Regions from separate parts of the Homo sapiens genome. Here region 2 is linked to region 1. The links are chromatin loops, found by intact Hi-C in ENCODE. Cell type or tissue: B cell. All regions are shown on one strand. Links, peaks and the distances in the headings refer to the core of each region. The heading gives the core; the rest is flanking DNA.

Evidence for each region. Peaks named below come from ENCODE experiments on the same cell type or tissue, not always from the same donor. Only the 100,000 strongest peaks of a DNase experiment are listed, where the experiment ranks them.
Region 2: a loop joins it to region 1, with 20 times the contacts of the local background. A loop is called at or near these places in 21 of 110 quality-filtered maps.

What each region holds. Positions count from the first base shown.
Region 1 is chr12:41,272,910-41,282,029 of GRCh38, reverse strand. The region is part of intron 3 of PDZRN4 (PDZ domain containing ring finger 4); the gene reads right to left. Among named protein-coding and RNA genes, the nearest start is that of PDZRN4, 89 kb to the right of the region's middle. RefSeq lists enhancers at 934-1,483, 1,484-2,035, 952-2,151. In B cell, for the core only: CTCF peaks have their summits at 4,610 and 4,810 (motif pointing left); a DNase peak (open chromatin) is centred at 4,789.
Region 2 is chr12:42,099,642-42,108,761 of GRCh38, reverse strand. It overlaps GXYLT1 (glucoside xylosyltransferase 1), which reads left to right. Exons shown (of 8, transcript NM_173601.2): 5 at 2,693-2,944. Among named protein-coding and RNA genes, the nearest start is that of GXYLT1, 41 kb to the left of the region's middle. In B cell, for the core only: CTCF peaks have their summits at 4,239 and 4,466 (motif pointing right); no DNase peak of the experiment used is centred there; H3K27ac peaks cover 708 bases.

The DNA.
Region 1 (9,120 bases), core at 345-8,344:
GTTAATATTGTTATGTATGAATTTGATTCTGTCATTATGATGTTAGCTGGTTATTTTGCCCATTAGATGATGCAGTTTCTTCATACTGTCAATGGTCTTTACATTTCGGTATGTTTTTGCAGTGGCTGGTAGTAGTTTTTCCTTTCCATATTTAGTGCTTTCTTCAGGAGCTCTTGTAAGGCAGGCCTGGTGGTGACAAAATCCCTCAGGGCAATCAGGCAAGGAAAGCATCCTGAACTGTGTTTTCCAGCTTGGTTCCATTCGCCCTGTCACTTTCAGGTACACCAGTGAAACATAGGTTTGGTCTTTTCACATAGTCCCATATTTCTTGGAGGCTTTGTTCATTCCTTTTCATTCTTTTTTCTCTGATCTTGCCTTCATGCTTTATTTCATTGAGTTGATCTTTAACCTCTGATATCCTTTCTTCCACTTGATCAATTTGGCTATTGATACTTGTGTATGCTTTGCGAAGTTCTTGTGCTATGTTTTTCAGCTCCATCGGGTCATTTATGTTCTTCTCTAAACTGGTTATTCTAGTTAGCAATTACTCTAACCTTTTATCAAGGTTCTTAGCTTCCTTGCATTGAGTTAGAACATGCTCCTTTAGCTTGGAGGAGTTTGTTATTACCCACCTTCTGAAGCCTACTTCTGTCAATTCATCAAACTCATTCTCTGTCCAGTTTTGTTCCCTTGCTGGCGAGGAGTTGTGATCCTTTGGAGTAGAAGAGGCATTCTGGTTTTTGAAATCTTCAGCCTATTTGCACTGGTTTTTCCTCATCTTTGTGGATTTATCTACCTTTGATCTTTGCTGTTGGTGATCTTTGGATGGAGTTTTTGCGTGGTCATCTGTTTTGTTGATGTTGATGATACTGCTTTCTGTTTGTTAGTCTTCCTTCTAACAGTCAGGCCCTTCTCCTGCAGGTCTGCTGGAGTTTGCTGTGGGTCCACTCCAGACCCTGTTTACCTGGGTATCACCAGCAGAGGATGCAGAACAGCAGAGATTGCTGCCTGCTCCTTCCTCTGGAAGCTTTGTCCCAGAGGGGAACCTGCCAGATGCCAGCTGGAGCTCTCCTGTATGAGGTGTCTGTCAAACCCTGCTGGGAGGTGTCTCCTAGTCAGGAGGCACGGGGGTCAGGGACCCACTTGAGGAGGCAGTCTGTCCGTTCTCAGAGCTGGAACGCTGTGCTGGGAGATCCGCTGCTGTCTTTAGAGCCTGCAGGTATGAACGTTTAAGTCTGCTGAAGCTGCACCCACATCCACCCCTTCTGCCTGGTGCTCTGTCCCAGGGAGATGGGAGTTTTATCTATAAGCCCCTGACTGGGGCTGCTGCCTTTCTTTCAGAGATGCCCTGCCCAGAGAGGAGGACTCTAGAGAGGCAGTCTCGCTACAGTGGCTTTGCTGAGCTGCGGTGGGCTCCACCCAGTTCGAGCTTCCTGGTAGCTTTGTTTACACTGTGAGGGGAATACTGTCTAATTAAGCCTCAGTAATGCGGACGCCCCTCCCCGCACCAAGCTCGAGTGTCCCAGGTTGACTTCAGACTGCTGTGCTGGCAGCCAGAATTTCAACCAGTGGATCTGAGCTTGCTGGGCTCCATGGGGGTGGGATCCGCTGAGGAAGACTACTTGGCTCCCTGGCTTCAGCTCCCTTTCCAGGGGAGTAAACGGGTCTGTCTTGCTGGCATTCCAGGCACCACTGGGGTACGGAAAAAAACTCCCACAGCTAGCTCAGTGTCTGCCCAAATGGCTGCCCAATTTTGTGCTAGAAACCCAGGGCCCTGGTGGTGTAGGCACCCGAGGGAATCTCTTGGTCTGTGGGTTGCAAAGACCCTGGGAAAAGCATAGTATCTAGGCTGCATAGCACCGTCCCTCATGGCAGGGTCCCTCAGGGATTCCCTTGGCAAAAGGAGGGATTTTTCTGACCCCTTGTGCTTCCCAGGTGAGGCGACACCCCACCCTGCTTCTGCTCGCCCTCCATGGGTTGCACCCACTGTCTAACCAGTCCCAATGAGAAGAACCGGGTACCTCTGTTGGAAATGCAGAAATCACCCACCTTCTGCATGGGCCTTGCTGGGAGCTGCAGACCACAGCTGTTCCTATTCGGCCATCTTGCCCAGGAATTCCCTATGTTGCTGTTTTCTACCTTACAGTTCTATAGACTGATGGAAAAAAGAAGTCTTCAAGTTTTAAAAATCTTCTTATATGCCTTGCAGGTGGGCTTTTATTAATCATTATTGTCTCTTTATAGGCTATCCTCAATACTACTATAATTATCTCCAACTCTAGTTCTTTGTTTCAACCCATGTCTTCTTCCCTCTATTGAAAACATTAGTACTTCCTTGAAATAGTAATATGTTTGATTTCTACATTTTCAGTTTTAAGGAAATTCACATTTCACACAGACTGGAGCCAGGTCAATTAATATTCTTATCTGAGGACACAGAGACTTATTTAGGTTAATAAATAAATAAATACAAGCTTTCCTAGAAAAACCAAAATAGAAACTAATTATTCAATAATAGTGGCTCCTACTTATTGTTGGAAACTACTACCCATCTTTAAATACCACGACCATCATTTTTTATAAAATGAAGATGCTGCTTCTCATTTAAGTTCATAAATTGGGCCAACACGTTTTAGCTTTTTAGGTTTTAAAAACTGCCTGCCTACTTCATGTAAACAAAATCAAAGCTGAGATGACTAGAAATAATATTTTGACAATTTTATTTTCTCTTTTTGATTGCTTAAGAAAGTTCTTAAATAATTTTGAGTTTAAGGGAATCTTATACATCTCTCTAGTTCAGCATTCTTATTTTATAAATGACTTATGTCAAGAATGACTGATTTGTTTAAAGTATAAAAGAGCATTGATTCTCAAATGTTACCAACCCAAACATTTGAAAAACACTGTATACCCGAACCCTGCGTGTAACTGGTTTCCCAGTGCCCTTTGAGAGTCACTTAACAAGAATCCTAGCACATCGTTATTTTTATGTCACCCTGCCTTTATTTTTAGTGTCCCAAAAATCCTTCTGGAGTTATAAATATGGCAGGATATTTAACTGGGACTTTTTCTTTCTGTTTTAGCTGAAGGCTGAAAGGCTGAGATAAGGGCCTTTATCCATGCATCCTTAGTAGGGGCTCCATCACTATGCAGGGCTTGCTAAAATGGCATCCCAAAACAAATACTGAGACCCTCCATTTAATCCGCACTAAGAAGATATTTAGAAATTAGAAAGTTCAAAGGATGGGAGTGTTTGGAATAGAATTTCCTTAGGAACAGTTGTTGTGATGTAGCATTTTCCGCTGTTCCCTTATCTCTATCTTGAGTAAAAGGACTTTCAAGGGAACTACTGGACAAGGTTTAACTTTGAATGAGGTAGGGAATTTTGATTATTAAGAGACTGTTTTTATAATTAAAAGTTACTGAAGCTATGGGACTGCTTTCACTTTTCATCAGAAGCACAGAAATAGCTGGCCCCTCTAGCAGGGTTTTAGGGACAGTGGAAGGAAAAATAATGCTTTATATTGCACCATATTGAGTTCTGCTCTTTCAATGTAATCGTTACACAAAGTAATCTTTTGTAAAGTCAATAAACCTGTTCATTTAACAGACTGCTAAGATTAACTAATGTGTGTACATTAACCCATCTCAATGATTAACCTTCTGAACAAAAGAAATTAAAAAGTCTCCTTGAATTTGGTGAAAAACATTATCCTGGATAGGGAGATGACAACCTTTTCTGGTATCTTGTGTCTATGTTTTTCTTCCATGACTTCTGAATATAACATAAGACTTAGCTTGGAGGATATATCCAATCATGGCCTTATAAAAAGCCTCCTCTTTCAGTCTTATTATCTTATGAGTCACGCATATAACAAAAGGTAAAAGGGATTTGAATTTTGAGTACAGCCAGGGAACAGGAGGAAAAGGATCATCTTAGTGTCCATGCAAACATATTGAGTGCCAAAAGTCTGTGTTGACTTATAGCTACAGCTTTTACATCTAAGAGCGTCATTAGCATAATTGGCTTTTGGATCAGATGGAGGCCATTAGCCTTAAATTCTTTGCCGAGGACTAAAATGTCTAACTAATATCCTTTTTATTCCACATCACCTTTCACTTGCTCACATAAATTATCTTCCTCTCCCCTAGACATAAGAAAAGAAAATCATCTTTATCCATACGGAACCTCTGTATGTGAATTCTATTTATAGCTGCTAATCTACCAAAGAGAAATTGATTACCTCTAACAAACATTACTTTTCCTACACACCAAAGAGCAGCAGAGTCTCTTCAATCGTTGCAACAAGAGCTGTTCACCAACCTTATTTCAGTTGGAGGTTAGACTTTCGTTCCAGCAGTAACTCTAGATTAGTGTCAGCACAGCTGGGGATCACTGATTAGTCCAGCTAGTCTGGTCTACAGAGTCAATCATCCACCCACCTGGACCAGGTGAGCTATCACCACAGTGAGCGTAAGGTGAGAAAGAGATTGGGATAAGAAGGCCGGCCATCTGTTTATAGACATCATATCTGCACTGGTGCATAAACTGAGTTCACAACGCTCAGAATGAAAGCGGACTCTTTCCTCAGTGGGAAATTCGCCTCTGCAGTGCCTGTGAGCTAACAAATCCACCCAGAACTCACGCCCGTTTTATTTTCAGCAACGGCCTTGTAGTTAGGGGCAGCAGGATTTTATATCGTTGGCCCTATAAATTAACTAAAACTACGTGAAAAATGAAAAGGCTTCATTTGATGGGAAGCAGGGTTTTAGTACCCAAGTTCAGATGCTTGCGTACTCTGCCATCTGCTGGTTCATGTATGGAATGTTTAAAATTCCTGTGCACGCTCATTACTGTTTTTTGTCTGTTTTGCATTTTCATTGTTCTGCTGAATTTATGAAACTGATTTTTAAAGTTGCAATTTACAACAACATACTCAATTTGTTGCTAGAAGTGAATCTCTTTTAAAGAATTGTTATATTTTAGAATACATTGAGATTTAGAGAAAAGTGGTAAATATAGTACAGAGAGTTTCCATATATCCAGATTCCCCTCTTGTTACCATCTTGCATTAGTGTGGTACATTTGTCACACTAGCTAACCATTATGCATGACATTATTATTAAAGTAGAACTGGGTCTCTAAGAATGGTAAATACTGCTGACTCTGGTTTATCCAGACAAATATAGGGTACTGACCATAGATAGATAATAAGAGTAGCTAACATTCCTGCCTGGCACTTTGCTTAGTACTTTACATACATTAGCTGATGTGATTCTTGTAATCTGCAGAATAGTATGACTACCTTCTATTCCCAGTGTATTAGGAAAATAAATCTCATAGTGATTGCTGGCCCTAACATTAAGAGCTGTGTGACTTTGGGTAAGTTTTATTCAAAGAATTTCTCATAAATTTATTGCAAGGCTTTAATCAATGACTATATAATGGGAAACACTTAGCAGAATCTATGACACATATGAAATATGACATGTATAAATATGATGTATGAATATATGAAATATATATTTTCATATTTCATAAATATATTCATATTTCATATAAATATATGAACTATGACGTGTATAAAATAATCCCCAGGTCTATCTGAATCTATCTGAGGCCAGGGTCTACTCGTTAAACTGCTACAATAACTATAATATACTAAAAAGGGTTCTTAAAACACCAGAGAAGAGCTTATTTGTATAAATCATTTTCTTGTATGGTTTCTGCTTTCTTGTATTAGGTCCCTGTTTCTTTTTGGTTTCCATTATCTCCCCACCACCTTCCATATGAAATTTTAATACCACAAATATGCTGTATATCTGTTTACATACTGCAGTTCTTTGGAGAGCCACAAACCATTGTAATATGTAAGCTTTCTTGCCCTCCAAGGACCAATATTTGTCCCTTGGGATTGCTGTCATCCCTATCGAGAATGTCCTAGGCTTCCTACACCATTCACCCTTCTCATTAATAACAACTGTGAAACTACTGCTAGTCAACCACATCTACCAAGATAGAAAAGCATATAAATCTGGAGTTTCCTCTGCCTGTAACCATTTACCCAACTCCGAAACTCACAAGTACTATCATAGTCTTCTCTAGTCTCACATCCCTCAAAATCACCTTCATTTTTCACATCCAGCCTGTACATTTTCTCTAAATTATTTCCTTAGATTCAATGAGTCTCCATTTTTATTTTAAAAAGTGAAATGCTTTATACTCATCACTGAAACCTTTGTAGGCAGATATTAAAAATTATTTCCTACTCTTGTGGCCATATTTGGGTTTGAATCCTATCTCCTTTACTTACTATATATCTATAGCCTTATATGTAATAATCCCTCAGAAATGATTATTTTTTTAAAAAAATCCACAGTATACTCTTATAAAATTTTAAGGGAGATAAATAAAAATTACACCAACCGCCTAGCACAGACCCTAGCATGCAGTGTGTAAAGATGTGGAGCAGAGAGGATCTATTTCCTTCCTGCCTCCCCTGTCACTCCACTGAGCTCACTTCTTCTAAGTTTGTTATTCAGGCCACTGCAAAAATCCTGCCAACAACTTGGCCTCAAAATCACTTAATGGGAAAGAACTGAAAGATTGAATTTTTGGCAATGAAAACTATAAAATATTGGGACTTACATTCTAGTGGGTTAGTTCAAGTAAACTGATAAATAAATATACAACAAGTGGTAGTAAGCATTATGAAGAAAAATGAGCCAGTAAGAGAGTTATGATGGGGAAGAATGCTAATTTTATAAGGTGGTAAGACAGAGGCTATCTGAAATACGGACTTTTTATCAGAGACTTTAATTAAATGAGGAAATGAGCCACACAGTTCCCTGGGATAACTGTCGTTAGGCATATCCACTCTCCCTTCCAGAGTTGCTTCTGGCATCAGTTTGATCCCATGCCAGTCAAGCCTCTCAGCTTATTCATGAGTTAAAATGTTCAGCATCTTAGTCTAAAGCACTGATCCCTGTAGCATCTGGACTACATAGATGCATCAGGTGCCTAGTCCGACACTGACCCACCAATGAGCTCTTGGGCCTGAATCTACCTAATTATACTGTCAGCCAAAATTGTTCTGTCTATAATAATTCACTGGGAGACTTTGCAAATATTTGACTGATTTCAGAGCATTTTTTTCCTACCACATTTCCCTAATGGCGAGTCCAGTGATTCAGTAAACAGGAAGGGAATTAATCTTTAACTGTCTTCAGATATTTCAAGGGTGTATACTTCATGAACACACCAGGCAAAGTTTGAGCCAGGGAATGCTAGCTATGATAGATTTGGCAAAATATAAGAAAACTTTTCCTAATGGAATCATCTGAAGAAGAAGCAGGCTGTCTTGGGAGATCTGCTCTCCACCATGGATTCAGGTATTTCAGTAGTGTCTAGGGATACAAGAGGTAGAGATAATGTCAATGTTACATAGACTTTAGTTGGTATTTAAAAATGGCTTCTAATATCCCTGAGCATCTATGGTACTATATTTGCTTCCAAAATATTTTCTAATTCGGAACTTTCATTAATTCAGGCAATCCTTCTCTCTAGCTTAAACTAGGAAGTGTTCACTAAACATAGAAACAAGCTCAGCATTTTAAGCGTTTTCCATTTATAATGATCAACTCTATATATTCCTTCAAATTGCACCTTTGTGCCATATCTATTTAAATTTTGAAAGATTTATTATTTTAAATAATGCTTGGTATGAAAGAGGTTATATAGTCAAAGATTTTAACTACACAATACACAGAGTGGTTATTAATAAAACATATTTCTGTTCTGTTTTTTTAAAAACCCTGACATTTTCAAAAGGAAAATACCAGCTTTACACACACTCATTAGGATGACCTACTTTTTGACATGTGGCTACAATTTATTCTACCACTTATTGGTGAGGTAGTTATCCCAGTACAAAATGAAAAAAATATATAATGTCCTTACTTAAAAAGTTATATGAACTTAACTTAAATGCCATGTCCCACATAGAAGAAGGCAAGACCCCTTTTATGACAAAGTAAAGACAAAATGAACCCCATATTTCTATGGTTGCTGACCAAGCTTGCATTCAAGGACTTTAGATCTTGATGCATTAAGAAAAATGATAAATGATAATGGGATGACATTAAGGCATAATTGCTGAACTAGTTCTTTGGCATCTGCTGCCATGAAGGTAAATTTAATGATAAATAGCATACATTTGGTAATTTTCTACTATAATAAGACATGTTTGCAAATCAACCATAGTTTTTGCAGGTAAACCTGAAAACATATTTTATCAATTAAAAATAAGATTTTATGTTCAGTCATTTTTTAGGTATTATAAAAATTCCTAAAATTGCTAATTTCTGACTGAATATACTTTTTCTTTAATGAAACACTTCATTTATTGGTTTCTACATCATTTATAGAGTAGTGTCAAAACTTCCAAGCATACAAGTTCCTTACTAGCTTCACCCTTTATCACTTCCCCCATCTCTGGGAGATGCCCTATATGTAAGTTACAGTTAAGGCTACTTGTAGTTTCTATCACGCTATACTGTTTCATTCTCTGTCCTGAATTCACTGTTTCTTCTTTTCAGAATACATTTTTCTTCTTTAAGCGTCTGGGGAACTGCATTTTCAGATTTGGTTATAATGACTTTCATGACACTCTCCACAACCAGGTTTGATCATTCTTGCGCTTGCCAGCATACTGTCTTATGCAATCTTCCATTACTGTACTTATGAAACTGGATTATAACTTGCTTTCCTTCTATGTCTATTTCCTTCTTTAGGAACACTTTGGAAGAAGAAACTGAGCCTCTTTGATATTTCTATCCATAGTGCCTAACATTACTTTATTAAAATGTACATTTTTGAATGAATAAAATTGATCCAAATGGATAGTCAACACTTTATTCATTTTCCATACCCATGATTGCTTAAATTTAACATAAGCAGACTACTAAATGAAGCCCAGACAAGCTTAAGCAAAACAACAAGGAAATGCGCCTTTTAGGAACTGCCAAGACTATAGTTCTCATTGATTGCAGAATTCAATTTCCTCCTAAATATTTTGATTATTAGGACTTCAATGTGACTTCTGGAAATTCAGAGTTACA
Region 2 (9,120 bases), core at 517-8,516, 830 kb before region 1:
ATTAAGGGAATTCCTAGCTTATTAAGAATATGGTTTATTGAATCCAGGATATCTGTAAGATTAAGTTATAATATTGATAAAAAAGTCAGTCTAACCAGTATGTTTGTTGCTCCGCCCTAAAAAGTTATATCCTAGGATCTTTCTCTTCTCTTCCATTGTAAAAAGCACACAAATAAGGGATTAAGATTGGTTAAAAAAAAAAGTTTTAGATACTTCACGTAGGTTTTGTAAGTTTTTGAAATAAGTTTTATATTGAATGACTGCAGTGTCAGTCATTTAATTAATATGTGAGTGCCTAGTTTTTGTCAGTCATCTATACTGAAGTGCTGGGTATATAGGAATGAATAGAACACACAGGTTTCCTCTTTTCATAGAGCTTGTTGTCTGATGTGGGAGACAGACATTAAATAATCACACAAATAGTATTGAAAAAACAATAAGAGATGAAAGAAAGATGTGAGGTTTTGGCCATTTCTCTGCCATTTTGTTATGGTACTTTATTAACACTTGGCACCATGGCACTTTGTTAACACTTTATTAACAAGTTTAATTGTTGATGTTGTTACATGAAATTTGCCAGATCATTTAATGATGTAATCTAGTTAAATCCCTAAATGGAATTTTAAGTACAAGAACTACTTGAAACCTGTCAAATTGACCTCATACTTTATTGTTAATTCTAATCGTTTTAACCAGATTTAAGTAAATTGGTGCTTTATTTTTTTATAGTGATAAACTTTTTTGCTGAGTTTCTCTTCCTTTAAAATAGATGCATGAAAAGAACTAATGTAAACTGTGCCAATGCCTTTTTCAACTGAAAGGAATCAGAACTATACATAGGTGATTATGATTTAACCATGTCTGATTTCCAGCTGGTAGTGGCTCCCAGCATTGAACTTGAAGCTTTATGTAGCTTCTTCCTACTCTGCTAAGAATATAGTAATCTGTAAACAGATGTGACACAGATGTAGAATGTTGCTATTAAAAACAATTCTAACTCCACCACCCCTCAAAAAAGTGAGATAGACATACAGACTCCACCCAGCCCCCTCCCCCAACACCTTTTTTTTTGAGACAGAGTCTTGCTCTATTGCCTAGTCTGGAGTGTACTGGCGCAGTCTTGGCTCACTGCAACCTCTGCCTCTCAGGCTAAAGCGGTTCTCCTGCCCCAGCCTCCCGAGTAGCTTGGATTACAGGCATGCGCCACCACACCTGGCTAATTTTTGTATTTTTAGTAGAGACAGCGTTTTGCCGTATTGGTCAGGCTGGTCTCGAAGCCCTGACCTCAGGTGATCTGCCCGCCTCAGCCTCCCAAAGTGCTAGGATTACAGGCGTGAGCCACCATGCCTGGCCACAGATTCCCTTTTAGTTGAGGTCTTTGACCAAGTGAACCTTCCCTACTCAGGCCCTGCAGTCAGCCATCAGATTTTTTTGCCCATCCTGATATTAAATCAGCTGATAGTGAGATAAGGGAGGAATGAGGTGATTTCAGCCTAGTAGCTGCTCATTAAGGTGATGGCTTTAGTTGCAGGAAGAAGTAGCAGCTTTGAAAAGTAGCAGAACTAGGATCAAGCTCCTATTATGTCTTAACTAAAAAGGTTTAGATTCACCTATTTATTGAATCTTACTAATAAACCAGGATAGGCGGTAAATTTAAATTTGTAGGAGTCAGAACCTAAAGTTCATGGGTAAGGCAGAAATGAAAAATTATCCTTGATTGGGCACAGTGGCTCGTGCCTGTAATCCCAGCACTTGGGGAGGCCGAGATGGGTGAATCATTTGAGGTCAGGAGTTTAAGACCAGCTTGGCCAAGATGGTGAAACCCCATCTCTACTAAAAATATGAAAAATTAGCCGGGTGTGGTGATGCATGCCTGTAATCCCAGTTACTCAGGAGGCTGAGGCAGGAGAATGCCTAGAACCCAGGAGGTAGAGGTTGCAGTGAGTTGAGATCACACTACTGCACTCCAGCCTGGGTGACAGAGTGAGACTCTGTCTCAAAAAAAAAAAAAAAAAAAAGAAAAATAATAATAATTATCCTTAAAATTCCCCAGGGAAGGCACATGTTGAAGATTTATCTCTTAGAAAGTGCAACATAGCCAGTCTTTCTGGCTTTACCCTAAAGTCAAGCCTTTACCCTTGCTAGGTGCACATTTGCTTTGATTCGTTGGGACACAACCTAGAAATAAGAGTATGGACTCTGAATCTGGATTGCCTGGGTTCCAGTTTGGCTCTACCACTTACTAGTTGAAACCGAAATGATGTAAAGATGCCAGTGTTACAGGCCAAGGGGAATAAGTTCAGAAAATCTTTATTTGTATTGGTTTATTTCTGTATTTATCTCAGGAAATTAGGATTCAAGATATAAATTTACCTAAGTTAATGTTATTATCCATTATGAAAAACATTTCCTCCCTGATCTTTGAAGATTTCATATTATTCTCTCAATTTTTATAATTGAGTATTTTGTTTTGGTTTGTTTTCATATCTTCTCTGAAAGTTAATATGAAGGTTAGCATAGTATCTTTATATATATGCTATTGTTAAAAATGACAGATTTAGGAAAGATTACCTTAAAATAAAATAATATAAATTAGCTAATCTCTTAGGTGTATCTTACACAATTAGAGGTGCTTTTATGTTTCTTTTTAAAATAGAATTATAGTTAATCATTCAAATATCTCTCCTTGTAGTTAATCCTGAAAGAAGTTGACTCACTATTGTATGTCGACACTGATATCCTTTTTTTACGACCAGTTGATGATATTTGGTCTTTACTAAAGAAATTTAATTCCACACAAATTGCTGCAATGGCACCAGAACATGAGGAACCTCGAATAGGATGGTATAATCGCTTTGCTAGGCATCCATATTATGGAAAAACTGGAGTAAACTCTGGAGTTATGTTGATGAACATGACTCGAATGAGAAGGAAGTATTTCAAGGTAAGTCACTAATACAGGTAGTTGTTAACATTTCTCTAAAAACCTTCTAAATTGTTTTTAATAAAACTAAATTTTATTAAAAACTAAATTGAACTATAAATAATTTTTCTATTTAGAATAATCTCATTAGAAGAATATAAATATCTAGATTTATCTAGAAGTGTGTTCATATTATTCTGTTTAACAGAGCATTACAATAGGTCAAACCAGATGACATGACAATGGAGTAAAATAACAATGCCCTAAGTAGTGAACATCTTCTCCCTAGATTGCCATTCCAGGAAGCAGATGTTATTTTGTAGTTGTACATTCATAGAATACATAGAATCTAAATTATGATATACCTTAGGGACAACATGGAGTTGCAGTTAAGAGCATAGACTCTGCAACCTGTTTGTTCTCACCCGTAAAATGGAAATGATAGCACTACCAATGTCTTGGGACTTTTGTGAGGAGTAAATGAGTTAGAACAGTGGCTGACACATAGTAAATGTTAGCTATTATGGTGTTATTGGAAGTTAACTTAAAAAATTCCTGCGTGTTTCCAGTCTTTCAAATTGTGTGGTCAGTAGAAAAGTCAGACTATTTAAATTCTCTGAATGTGCATTTAGACTTCATCAGTATGTACTAATATTTACCAGTTTCATGTAGATTAGTTGTATATCTAAGTTGCAAGTCACTGTAGTTTGCTTGCTCTGGAATCAGACTGGCTTTCTGTGTAGCTTTGCCTCCTGTGCAGTACTTAACTACTAGCCACTTAGTTAACTTTTAAGTATGAATTCTCTCAGCTGAATAAGATAATAAACAGACTTAACTAAGTTAATTTAAAAGAGATCTGTTGAAAATTCTTAATAGAGCGTGACAGGAAGTAAGCAGTAAAATGTTAGCTAAAAACAGTGACTTCTGAGCAAACACTATACCCTCTAGGAGTATAGAGTTACTGTTTATTCCTTTATATCTCATTAGGACTAAATTAAACATTAAGGGATATCATGTCTTTTGTGATATATGTGTACATTTATATGTATGTATTTTTGTCATGCGTTTTTCACATGGTATCTGGTGGAATGGAGTTTATTCTTTCTACATGTCTGATTTAAGTCTTTTCCTCATTTGGAACTGTTTCCTCTTACCTTTGGTATAGGCAGCAGTACTGCTGTAGCCATTACCATGTGCCAACACTTCAGTCTTAGAAGTCTGACAGCTATTACCTGTCACTTGTCTATTCTGTTGATCTTAAACTTAGTTTTTTTTTTTTTTAGCTTTCCCTTTTCTGAATCTTTTTAAAATTCTGATTTAAATTTAGTTTTGTCTCCCACAACTGATTGCATTAATAAGCCCAGTGTTAGGTAACCTCTGCTCTTGTTTAACAGAGAACATCTCTCTTTGGTTACCAAGTTTGTTATTCTGTCTTGAATTTTTAAATTTCATGTACTGTAAAGTTTTACTAAATATAGTAAAACTAAGATAGTAACATGATTGTTATTTTCTGATTGTTAGACTGTGCACAGTGATCTTATACCAGAAGATGGTGCTGTAAGATTATCTGCAAAAAAAAAAAATGTGACTTCTCAATAACTGCATTTGAAATTTATGAAATTAATAGAAGTTTAGTGTTGCAAAGAACTATAGAGATAATATAACACCATTTGATTACAACTTAAAAATAGCTATATAGTTCAAATCCATTGTTTTTAAAATTATTTTGTTCTTATTTTACTTTTTTGTAGAGAACAGTCTCTACAGAAAAAGAGTTGCCCAGGCTGGTCTTGAACTCCTGGCCTCATGTGATCCTCCCACCTCAAACCCCCAAAGTGCTGGGTTTATAGGCGTGAGCCACTGCGCTTGGCCAGATTTACTGTTTTTAACTTACCTATTACTTATTTAAATATCATTCATAAATAATAGTTTCTCCCTTTCCCTTTTTCTTTTTTTTTCTGTGACATGTTCTAAGCTACCTAGAGGTGTAGTTATGGGAGTTGGAATAATTTCTAAACTTTCAAACCTTTTTTTCTTCTGCACATTAATGACTGTGAAAAAAAACACAAGATGATTGGTTGTATGTTAATTTGGCAGGTATAATTTACTTCACACCTACTATTCCTGTGTTACAAACAACCCTGTTCTTGCTCCTTGGGAACATACTCAGATTTGCTTTGTTTTCAAATATTTTATTATACTTAGGATTGTCGAGATGGTCCTGCAAAATTTATTGATTGTTAATTCCTTTTCTCATATATTTTTATTTTTCTTGATCTTTATATCTATAGCAAAACATTGTCTTGGTTTTTCCTACCAGTTTTACAGTTTCTAGCACAGATCTTAAATTTTAGAAATTTAGCAATATAACTGAGTTACTTATAATCACTTTCCAAACTGTTTTATACAGATCCACGATTGTTGCTTCATGGTTCTTAACCCATGTACAGCCACAATAAAAATTTAGGACAAAGGTCATAGTTTATTTATTTGCCTTGCTGTCACCTGGTTCTTACTACTTGTGGCTGTTCATTTCGAACCTGGTGTATTATAGTTATGTATATTAAAAAGTTAAAATAGGTCCAGGTGTGGTGGCTCACGCCTGTAATTCCAAGACTTTGGGAGACCGAGGTGGGTGGATCACTTGAGGCCAGGAGTGTGAGACCAGTCTGACCAACACAGTGAAACCCCATCTCTACTAAAAATAGAAAAAATGAGCTGTGCATGGTGGTGCATGCCTGTATTCCCAGCTACTTGGGAGGCTGAGACAGAATTGCTTGAACCAGGGAGGCAGAGGTTGCAGTGAGCTGATATTGGGCCACTGCACTCCAGCCTGAGCTACAGAGTGACAATGTGAGTGAGACTCTGTCTCAAAAGAAAAAAAAAATTAAAAAATTTAAATTCAAATAATTTAATTTAATGAAATAATTATTAAATTAAATTAAATATTAAATACAACTTTTTAAAAATCATAATTTTTAATCTCATAATTGTATATTTGCTAGATAATGAATAACATTGGTTAAATGATTACGTTCTATTTTGCAGTATCGTATTTGCCGTGTTGAATCCCTATTAGGGTATTTATTTTCTCTCCTTCTAAAAAATGTATTACTGTATTTCTTAGCCTTTTCCTGTTTATTAGAGAAAAACCAAAGAGTATAAATTAGACATGGTGGGAATTTTTTCTTTGTTTACTCTGCCCTTTTCAGCTTTCTATATATTATTTTGTAGAGTATTTTTTTGTCTGTTTGCTCCACCTACTGAGGGCAGGATGTGTCTTTTATACAGCTTTATATTAAGAATATTTAGCACAGTGTCTGACATAAAGTAGCAACTTGATAGATAATTGCTAGCAAAGGAGAGTCAGATGAAGGTTTTAGAAACTAGGCCATTAATGAATTGAAAAATACTGGAAAAGGGAACACTTTGTATGAAGTAGATACAATGCTTTTACATATTTGTAAGATGTATGTGATAAAGAGTTTTCTTGTGTTAGTACATAGCTTATGAGAGCAGAATAACAACAACGAACATCTTGCCAAAGGGGTAGAACTTTTTAAAGTGAAGTAACTAATCTTTGGGAATTGATGAGTTCCCACTTTTTTGTTGGAGCATAATGTGAATGCGCTTTAATTTTATATGTATGTATAGGACAGGCTGATAATGACAGTCCATTCATTTTCAAAGCATGCTTAATTCAAAAAATGAAACTAATTGATCTTGATGTAACATACATGTATTTGGTCATAGGTTTGCTAAATTTTGTAAAATTAGAACTACAGTTTTCTGTTTTAAATGTTATGAAACTAAATTGTGCTTATAAAGATTCAAAAAAGTAATTTTATGTAGAATGAAAAGACAGGTCTCCCCTTGACATATCTCTTCACACTTTCATGCCTCCACCCAGAGTGACACTATAAACTTGGCTATGTGTTCTTTGGACCTTTTAAAAAGTGCATTTTGAGGCTGGGTGCAGTGGCTCATGCCTGTAATCCCAGCACTTTGGGAGGCCGAGGCAGGTGGATCACTTGAGGTCAGGAGTCCTAGACCAGCCTGGCTAATATGGTGAAACCCCATCTCTACTAAAAATACAAAAATTAGCCAGGCATGGTGGCAGGTGCCTGTAATTCCAGCTACTCGGGAGCCTGAGGCATGAGAATCACTTGAACCCAGAAGGTGGAGGTTGCAGTGAGCCAAGATTGCGCCACTGCACTCCAGCCTGGGCGACAGAGTGAGACTCTGTCTCAAAAAAAAAAAAAAGTATTTTGAAACAAGCATAGGTGTGCATTAGCATTTAGATATAGGATTCTTTTATACATCTTCAGCTTTTTTCATTTAGTAAATATATAGTTGACTGACTTCTATGTCATTACACATAATCACATTTTTAATGTGTGTATGATGTGGAGAATGGATGATTTTATTTTCTCTTTTTGTGTGTACCTAGTATGGATATGTAGTTGTATGGCTGAAAATATATTTTAAAATTCATATTTTCTTGACTATACTACCGGTGTGGTTAAAAATCTTTTCTTATAATTTGTAGCCATTTCTGTTTCTTCTTTTGTGAATGGCTGCTTGCCCATATCCTTTGCCCACTTCTTGGTTTTCTCTTTCTTATTGACTTGAACTCCTTTTATATGTAATACCTCTTTATTAAACTCATTTCTCATAGCTTTTCATTGGTTGTCTTGGATAATCTAGGTTATATCATTAGCAAATAATACTAGCGTTATCGCTTCTTTTCCAAATAGTTTTCTAATGGGACTTTTTTCTTTAAGGTTTTTTTCCCTTTTTATTTTTTTCCTAAGACTGCAGTGAACTCTTAATTTTGTATTTCATTGATGCTCTTTGAATAGGTACATTTCTTGTAAGATATATATTCAAATATATATATTTGATTTATATTGGTTTTTATAATTTAAATATGTATCTGTATTTCTGTGTATATTTGAATAGATAGAATCACATGAAGACTTTAACATGGTGTTGTACAAGGGCTCCACCAGTTCTGTCTGTTGAAAGTGTTCCTGGTTTTTGTCCTTGTGTAATTGATATTTTTCTTTTCAGATCCTAAGAATATTTCCTTAACATACTCAATGACTTATTTCTAAGAGTTATCTTTTCAAATTGTTTCCTTAAGTAAAACTTGTTTTAGTCATTTTCCAGATTAAAAAAAATTCTGATTATAATTACTATTTACTGTGTTCTAAGAAATTTCACACAAGGATAATAATGCAGTTGTAGCACATCAATTTAAGTATGTGGATTTTTTTTTTTTCATGAATTCTGGCCTTCTCTTTTTTAAAGGATAGATTGTTTATATCGTCACTGAATTTAATATAAATTATAAAATGACTTATAACAATGTTTCTCAAACTATGGCAAAAGATTAATTTTTAAAAAATTTTCAGTATGTTATGAGCCAATACTTTTGTAAAAGAGAGATTACTAGAGAAATATATTAAGTACACATAAAACTGTTAACTTGCTGTAAAAGTTTCTAAATCTTACTCTTAATTTCTATACTTAATTACTTAATCTTATTGAGGACATAGAAAAAATTTACATAGTAGCACACTATGTGAACTGCTGTGAACTGCACTATGAAGAATACTGGTTTTTACTCTGGATAGTCCCCGAGTCACATAGATCTAAAAGGCCCGGTATTCACTTCTACCCCTTCCAACACCAAGTTCTCATTGGACTCAGTTTCTTGCTCCCTTAAGTATTTAACTTTGGGTTTTCAAATAACAAGTTTTGAGCATTAAGAAAAAAGCATTACATTCAGTATCTGAAAAAGCACTAAATTCAGTATCTTTTTTATTTTAAAAAAGCATAAAATATAAATTGATAGATTATTAGTATTATATTTTTATCTCATTTCAAAAGGCAGCATTGTGCTTAATGGCTAAACAGTAGGAGCTTTCCAGTTAAAATGAAGATAAGGATATCTATTAATATTACCATAACTTTTTTTTATTTGAGACAGGGTCTCATTCTGTTACCCATGCCGGAGTGCAGTGGCACAATCTTGGCTCACTGCAAACCTCCACCTCCCAGGCTCAAGTGATCCTCCCACCTCAGCCTTCCAAGTAGCTGGGACCACAGGCGTGTACCACCATGCGTGACTAGTTTTTTGTACTTTTGGTACAGGGTTTCACCATGTTGCCCAGGCTTGTCTCGAGCTCCTG